Linked DNA regions of Homo sapiens: region 2 is linked to region 1. A link is an interaction called in ENCODE POLR2A ChIA-PET data of the cell type or tissue named here. Cell type or tissue: Panc1. All regions are shown on one strand. Links, peaks and the distances in the headings refer to the core of each region. The heading gives the core; the rest is flanking DNA.

The links. Peaks named below come from ENCODE experiments on the same cell type or tissue, not always from the same donor. Only the 100,000 strongest peaks of a DNase experiment are listed, where the experiment ranks them.
Region 2: POLR2A ChIA-PET joins it to region 1 with 6 read pairs; 2 of 35 experiments call an interaction of 5 or more read pairs at or near these places.

Annotation. Positions count from the first base shown.
Region 1 is chr4:41,182,409-41,186,809 of GRCh38, forward strand. The region is part of intron 1 of APBB2 (amyloid beta precursor protein binding family B member 2); the gene reads right to left. Among named protein-coding and RNA genes, the nearest start is that of APBB2, 30 kb to the right of the region's middle. In Panc1, for the core only: no CTCF peak of the experiment used is centred there; no DNase peak of the experiment used is centred there; H3K27ac peaks cover 304 bases.
Region 2 is chr4:40,445,121-40,449,521 of GRCh38, forward strand. The region is part of intron 3 of RBM47 (RNA binding motif protein 47); the gene reads right to left. Among named protein-coding and RNA genes, the nearest start is that of RBM47-AS1, 21 kb to the left of the region's middle. In Panc1, for the core only: no CTCF peak of the experiment used is centred there; no DNase peak of the experiment used is centred there.

The sequences.
Region 1 (4,401 bases), core at 247-4,246:
CAAACACCTTCTACAAATTCATGATTTATAAATCACATCTCCAGTATTGGTGGTATAGTGGTGAACATAGCTGCCTTTCAAATCACATTTCCAGCTGAAACTTCTTTGAACTCTGGATTCCAGAATCTCTCATATATCCAACTGCCTATTCAATATCATCACATGAATAGCTATATTAATCTGTTTTCACACTGCTATGAAGAACTGCCTGAGACTGGGTAATTTATAAAGGAAAGACATTTAATTGACTCACAGATCAGCATGGCTGGGAGGCCTCAGGAAACTTACAATCATGGCAGAAGGTGAAGGGGAAGCAAGGCGCCTTCCTCACAAGGCAGCAGGAAGGAGAAGTGCCAAGCCAAGGGGGAAGAGCCCCTTATAAAACCATCAGATATTGTGAGAACTCACTGACTACCATTAGAACAGCATGGGGAAACCACCCCCATGATTCAATTACCTCTACCTACTTTCTCCCTTGACATGTGGGAATTATGGGGAATACAATTCAAGATGAGATTTGGGTGGGGTCACAAAGCCTAACCATACCAATGTCTAAGAAGCATCAGAAACCTAAGTCCTAAATCAAACTCCTAATGGTACCTCCAAACTGGCTTCTTCCAAGACCTTGCCCATCTCAGTAAATGGCAATTCCATTCTTGCAGTTGCCCAGGAGAGCCATCCTTGTCTATGCTTACATTCTCTTTCTCTCTCTCTCAGTCCATATCTAATTTATAAGGAAATTCTGTCAGCTGTACCTTATATCTGGAACCTGTCCACACCACCGCCCTCTCTAGCACCCTGGCCCAGCAATCACCATTGTCTCGCCTGGCTTTTTACAATGACTCTGCTTCCTCCTTTCATTCTATTCTCCACAAAACAGTGATCCTTTATAAACCTAAGTTGGATTGCATCATTCCTCTGCTCAAAACCCATTGACGGCTTTCCACCTGTTACAGGTTGAACTGTGTCCCTCAAAAATTCATATGTTACACTCTTAACCTCCAGTACCACAGAATGTGATCGTATTCAGAAATAATGTCATTGCAGATGTAATTAGTTAAGATGAGGTCATTTAGGTGGGCCCCAATTCCAATATGAATGATGTCCTTATAAAAAGGGAAAATTTGGACACAGAGACACATACATAGGGAGAACACCATGTGAAGATGAAGGCAGAGATCTATAAGCCAAGGAATGCCACATATTGCCAGGAAACCACCAAGAGCTAGGAGAGAGGGATGGAACAGATTCTCTTTCTCTCATGATCTTCAGAAGGAACCAACTCTACCAATAACCTGAGTCAGACTTCCAGCCTCCAGAACTGTAAAACAATAATTTGTGTTGTTTAAGCCAGTTGTCCCCAACCTTTTTGGCACCAAGAAGTTGTTTCATGGAAGACAATTTTTCTATGGACTGGGGGAGTTGCAGGGGGTGGGAGGGGGCGGTTCATGATGATTCAAGCGCACTACAGTTATTGTGCACTTTATTTCTATTATTATTTCATTGTAATTTATAATGAAATAATTATACAACTCATCACAATGTAGAATCAGTGGGAGCCCTGAGCTTGTTTTCCTGCAACTAGATGGTCCCATCTGGGAGTGATGGGAGACAGCGACAGATCATCAGGCATTAGATTCCCATAAAGAGCGTACAACCTAGATCCCTCACATGTGCAGTTCACAATAGGATTCGTGCTCCTTAGAGAATCTAAGGCCACCACTGATCTGACAGGGGGCAGAGCTCAGGTGGTAATGAGAGCCATGGGGAGCGGCTGTAAATACATATGAAGCTTCATTCGCTGGCCTGCCACTCTCCTCTTGCTGTGTGGCCCAGTTGCTAACAGGCCACAGACCAGTATCCCTGGCTGGGGGTAGAAGACCCCTGGGTTAAGCCACCCAGTTTATAGTAGTTTGTTACAGCAGCCCTAGCAAAGTAATACACCACCTCATAAAGGATAAAAGGCAATGGCCAAAAGACCCTACATGCTCATACCCTAGCTCACACACTGGCCCCCTTATTGTTCCTCCAACAGGCCAGGCTCATGTCTAGCCTTTGCTCTAGCTCTTCCCTGGGCTTAGACCACTCTGCCCCAGAGCCCTTAATTCCTTTAGACCTCTGTTTAAATAGCTCCTTAAGGCCTTCTCCTCCCTCCAACACTGTCTGTCCCCCTCATCCACTTTATTTTTCTCCATTGTGTGTCACCACCAGGTACTTTAAGTACTTATTGTGGCAGACTGGGAGATGCATTGCTAGATCCCCCAATAAAGAAAGAACTTGCTGAGCAAATGCAGGTAAACAGCGTCCATGACTCAGTTCCTTGGGGTCAGCCTTGGCTACAGAGTGCAGCCTCACCTGCCTGAGGTCACATCCTTCCCAGGGTAGTCCACACCTCTGTGTGGGACACTCTGAGAGGTGACATTCACTGCAGAGCTCTCTGGAAGGTTGGCAGAGACTCCGCCAAACCTGCATCACAGCTCAGCTTCTTCCCCTGCACAATTCTCCTTCCACCTCCTGTTCACAGGAATTGATCGCAAATAAACATCCTGCTTCCCAAACTCCATTTCAGCGTCCGCCTGTGGAGAATCCAACCTGAGACACTTATCTATCTCCCTTCACTAGAGTGTAATCTTACTGAGGGCAGGAACTTTGTTTCATTGTATCCCCAAAGCCTAAAATGGCACCTCGCAGGAAAGGAGAAATGATTGAATGGAAATATATGGATGGATGAAGGAGAGCAGAAAGAAGAAAGGGCAATAAGTATTTGGATAGATGACTGGCCCCTGGATACAACAAAAGCATCTTAATATGGTTATTATGTATCACAAAGCAAAAGGAATACACAGCATTACAATGAAGCTGTGTGAGGTTTCTAAAATGCACATTGCTATTGATTTCAGAGAATCTTAAAAACAATGTGTACTAAGTTTTCCTAAGGTTCACTTCTTCTCTTGATGCCCATGACCTTTCCCCCTAAGATTTCAAATTTCACAACCACAAGATCTACCATAAAGAGGGTTTCAGGACCCTAACCTTTAAGGTAGGGAATATGCTGTATAGTAACTGTTCAATCACTCTGTGACACCTTTATGTAATTCTTAACTCCCATTTCAAAGAAAACTCTGCTCTGCACATTATCATTATAAATAGTTTATTATAGCTTTTCTTCTTTATTGACTATGTCAAATAAAATAGTATTTTTTTCATTCAAAATAGTATTTCTTTCTTTCTCAGAGAATTGGCCTTCACTTTATTGCAACATCTTAATTGCATTTGGCTCTGGAAAGTGATTTAAAATAGATTTTCCATGCCCTATAACCGGCTAGTCATTTAGACCAAATAAAGCTGATTTCTACCTGGTCACGTACTTCATGCCAATTCCATCAGAATGTGTTAAGCCTGACTATAAAGTAATAGAGCTGAGGAGTGTTGTGTGTGTTTGGTTTAGAATCACTTTCATTTCTTTACACAGCACTGCACGATGAGATTTCAAGTGAAAAATGTAAAGTCATGTTTAATACCAAAAACACCCCCAACAAAAACAACAAATCACCCCCACACTAGAGCTACTATACTGGTCTGTAACTACTCTACCACACTCTAAGGCAAATTGATTCACAACAGTGTCTGTATGTTTATAGCACAAGAATGTCTTACACAGATGTACCCGAAATATTTTATAACCATAAATATGAATAACAGAGTCTTCCTAGTCAGACCTATCTAATTTCATCAGCCTTCTGAAATTATATCTTTCACTAAAGCAGCCTCAGGGTACAAATGCAATAAGATAACATTAATTAAAATACATAAAACCATCCAGGAGTAGCAAGTAGTATACTATGTTTTTTTAAAGAGCAGAAATTGAACTAAAAATAGTAATCACTATTTTGCCAGCTCAAAAAGCTAGGTCTTACATAGTGCCTGAAGCTACAATTCTATTACTACCAAGGTAGGATAATAATTAGTATGTTATTCACTTGTCTGGTATGCACCTAGCTTTGCAGGGCTGTGTATGTATGCTCACTTTGCAGCTAAGACCTTCGGTTCTCAGCAACCTGTTTGCCATTAAGCAGATTCCAAGAAGTTCAAAAATACAATGTGTCAACCCTTACACTATGTCAACAACTGTTTCACTCAAAAAAATGCAGAGTCTATACAATCCTATGGAAACACTCAGTATTACCACTGTTGTAGTTCAGATCTCTACTTTATCTGGAAACAAATTACTGCTGACTAGAAATAAAGCACCATCATTACCCATACCCTTGACTTACATTGCAATAAACCCACCATAAATTGAAAATATCATGAGTAAAAAATGCATTTAATACAGCACTATTATTATTACTAACTACAACTACTTTTGCACTGTTGGGTGTTCACAGCAACCCTATCAGG
Region 2 (4,401 bases), core at 322-4,321, 740 kb before region 1:
AAAATTAGCTGGGTGTGCTGGTGGACGCCTGTAGTCCCAGCCACAGGGGAGGCTGAGGCAGGAGAATGGCGTGAGCCCGAGAGTCGGAGCTTGCAGTGAGCCGAGATCACACCACTGCACTCCAGCCTGGGCGACAGAGCGAGACTCCGTCTCAAAAAAAAAAAAAAAAAAAGACAGTGTTGTTTAGCTGCCTTTCCCCCTCTTCCAAGCTGTTTTCCGTTTAACTCCAATGGCCAAATTTATGAGACATGGAAGAAGAAAATATCTGATGAAGGTTGTTGGCTCAGCTCCTGACACTTATATATTAATAATTTCTTAAAATTCCAAAAGAGATACAAGAGGGTTTGTTTTCATTCATTCATTCATTCATTCAGCAAATAGTTATTGACCACCTGCTATGTGCCAGATACTGTGCTAGCTATGGTGGACCTCGTCCTTGTGGAGCTGACTTCTGAGTTAAGTGAACTCAGTTAACTGAATTACGCTTCAAATGCCAAATAGGTGAGAATTGAGGTATTTGTACTCATGGTTACTGACCAGAGCCTGCTTCAAAAGGGTCATACACCTCAACATTGTTAACATTCGTTTCTGATAAGGCCATAGTTCCCCAAGTTAAAAGCCCATATACCATCAGAATTTTGCTTTTAAATATATCAGGGGTGTCTGGGGACTAGTGTGAAATACCATATCCTGAATGTTGAGATTCTTGCTTGGGGCAGAAGTGTGGACAGAATGAATAATAAGTATACTTCAGAAGTAGAAACTTATCTGTGAGCAAATCAAAATATCTAGATAAATAACACAGAGTTCCCCAGTTTCATCCATTCACCATGTGACAGTTTTAAAAGGGACTGGGCATTCTGGTTTAGGCTTCGTAGCATGTTGAATAAATGCAAGTCTCTAGAGTCAGACAGTCTGAAGTCCAAATCTTAGTTCCTCTACTTCTAGCTGTGAACCTTGAGAAAAGCCATTTAACATCATTAAGAATCTATATTCTCATCTCTAAAATGATGACTGTATTAACCAATGTTTACTGAATGTCTATTATGTGACAGGCAGAGTGCTATGCTTGTGCATATTAACTCATTCTAATCCTCACAGTGTCTATATGGTATACGACTAGGGTCTCCACCCTACAGATAGGGAAACTGAGGCACAGAGAGGCTAAGTAGATTCTCAGTTAATGAGCATCAGAGCTGGTGTGTGAACCCTGGGAGTCTGATTTTCATCATAGGGCTGTGATGAGGATTAAGTAAAATGATTTGTGTAAAGTTCTTAGTGCAGAACCTAGCACTAAGTGATCAAGGAATGTTAGCACAAGAAAACTGAACTTAAGGCTGGGCGTGGTGACTCATACCTTTAATCCTAACACTTTGGTATGCTGAGGCAGGAGAATTGCTTGAGCTCAGGAGCTTGAGACTAGCCTGGGCAACATAGTGAGACCCCATCTCTACAAAAATTTAAAAAATTAGCTGGGTGTTGTGGCGTAACACCTGTGGTCCCAGCTATTTGGGAGGCTGAGGTGGGAAGATCACTTGAGCCTGGGAGGTCAAGGCTGCAGTGAGCTATGATTGTGCCACTGTACTCCAGCCTAGGTGACAGAGCAAGACCCAGTCTCAAAAAAAAAAAAAAAAAAAAAAGGAAAAAAGACAATAAAACTTAAAAAAAAAATTGAACTGGAGGGAAGAATCTTGCCCCATGTAGGATTCTGTGTTTATGGGAAAACAGGCAAGAGGTTATCCCAGCCAACTTTAAACCAGTCAGTAGAGAAGCCTAGCCTGTGAGTTCTGGTGGAGACTAGTGTATCAGAGTCTCCCAGATTCCTTTCATAGCAGGTAAGCTGTCTGGCAGTGTGATTCTCCACTGGTGATGTGGCTTATGCATCCATGTGTAAGCCTGTTTCTCACCTAATCCTTGGCTAAAGCACTTTGCAGAAGCTCTCCCAGAAAGAACATGAAGAGACTTGCCACATTGGATGCAAAATGTCCAACCATCTATGTAGATGCCAAATCCCCTGAGGTAGGACCCTCCCAGCACACAGCTATTCTTCCCAACACTAAAAATGCATGAGTCTTCACTGAAGGCTGCTAGCATTAAATAAACATGGCAATATATTTGAAATAAATCATTTACTCACAGTTTTGTATATAAAACAAGCAGAAAAAATATACCTTCAAATCAAGCTATTATTATTCTGAACTAGGGATTTTTGTTATGTTTTAGGGAGAGTTTGAACTTGTTGGGTTAAAATAAAATTTCAAGGCAAACAGGTAAAGCAGACATCATCAAGGATTTGAATTCTCTTTTTAGCGTTTGTTCAGAGTAGCTTTCATTAGGATTTTAACTTTGAACTGGGACATTTTAGAGGGCAAAGGATACCAGTGTACTACTGGGAAATATTATCAATGTTTACATACCAGTGTTTACCTAGGATCAAAATCATGCATGAGTTTACTCTAGAATTAATAAGACTACCGGTCCGCTGCACTGGCTCAGGCCTGTAATCCCAGCACTTTGGAAGGCTGAGGCGGGTGGATCACAAGGTCAGGAGTTCAAGACCAACCTGGCCAAGATGGTAAAACCCCATCTCTACTAAAAATTTAAAACAGGCCAGGCGCAGTGGCTCACGCCTATAATCCCAGCACTTTGGGAGGCTGAGGCGGGTGGATCACAAGGTCAGGAGATCGAGACCATCCTGGCTAACACAGTGAAACCCCATCTCTACTAAAAATACAAAAAAATTAGCCGGGCATGGTGGCAGGCGCCTGTAGTCCCAGTTACTCTGGAGGCCGAGGCAGGAGAATGGCGTGAACCCGGGAGGTGGAGCTTGCAGTGAGCCGAGATCGTGCCACTGCACTCCAGCCCGGGTGACAAAGAGAGACTCCGTCTCAAAAAAATAAAAATAAAAAAATAAAAAAACAAAACAAGTAGCCAGGCATGGTGGCGGGTGCCTGTAATCTCAGCTACTCGGGAGGCTGAGGTAGAGAATTGCTTGAACCCGGGAGGCAGAGGTTGCAGTGAGCCGAGACTGCGCCACTGCACTCCAGCCTGGGTGACAGAGTGAGACTCCATCTCAAAATAAATAAATAAATAAATAAGACTACAAGTTAACTTTGGTTCACAGCTCTTGGAGTGTGACTGTGAGAGTGTGTGTGTGTGAGTGTGAGTGTGTGTGTTTGAGTGTGTGTGTGTGTTTGAGATGAGTATGCAATTTGGAATTCTTGGGAGAGCTTTATTTGCTGACCAACTGACAAATTGCAATTTGAAGCTATATACAGTGGGGTACAGTGTCTTCCAATCACTACCTGGAATTTAATTCAGTGGAGGGTTTTAAAATGTGTTGATCCAAGAGATAATTCTATCTCTGTGGTTAGATTTCTATTTTGATGTTCCTTATTCATACCATAAAATTTTGTCCTAATAATCACGTCTTAAGCATGACCTAACACACACAATGCACATAAGAGCAAAGGCTTTGGAGTCAGAGATCTAAGTTCAAGTCATGACTGTGCCACTTACTAGCTGTGTCTCCTCAGGCAAATCACCTTAGTTCCATTTCCACATCTCTAAGATGGTTCTAGTAACAGCACCAGGACTAAGTGACATTTGGCAATGTGTGGCACACAATTTGTTTAAAAAGTTTGGCAATTATTATTATTACTTTAAAGAATGCCACTTAAAAGCCATAGTTTGTGTTTTAGAGAGGAGTCTCTCACAAAAGTTCAGAATAACCTCATGGTTTACAGAAAAATTATTTGATTATTTGGTAAAGGAAGATGTTGCCCCAAACTTGGGGTGAAGGAGGGGGTGGGGTAGGAAATCAGAGAGAAAAACAGTTTCTGCAAAAGGTTTCCAAGATTTGGCCTTACCCTGAGCATTTATCTTACTGCCTTGGTCCAAGTTACCACCACCCAGTAGAATAAACATTGGAGAGGACACGCCCACTCTCGGGCAGGCCCCTGGCACCAGGATGTTTCTATTACCTCAGAGTTTGAAAGTGGAAAAGGAGTTCCACTCAAAATGGAGGCAGAACATGGAATTTACTTGGGAGGTCAAACAATAAGCCGAAGACTTTGAAACACGGGCTCTTTTTTTCTATCACAGGCAGGGACCTCTTGCTACTGAAAAGCATGGCCCTTGGGGCACATAAACATCTCTCCTTGACTCTCCTTTCTTTAGGTAAAATCCTGGGAGGTTGAAGATACAAGGGAATAATGACATTCCGGGCCATGCCTTCTGCCCACCCCTCGCTCATCTGAGAAAGCGTTCATTCATAATGGGTCTTAATTGTGTTGATGATTGTACAGATTTTGTTATGTCAAAGCACATCATTCAATGAATGCTTGTGTATGATAAACAGATGCAAAGCCAAGAGGCTCAATTTTCCCAGACGTTTCTATC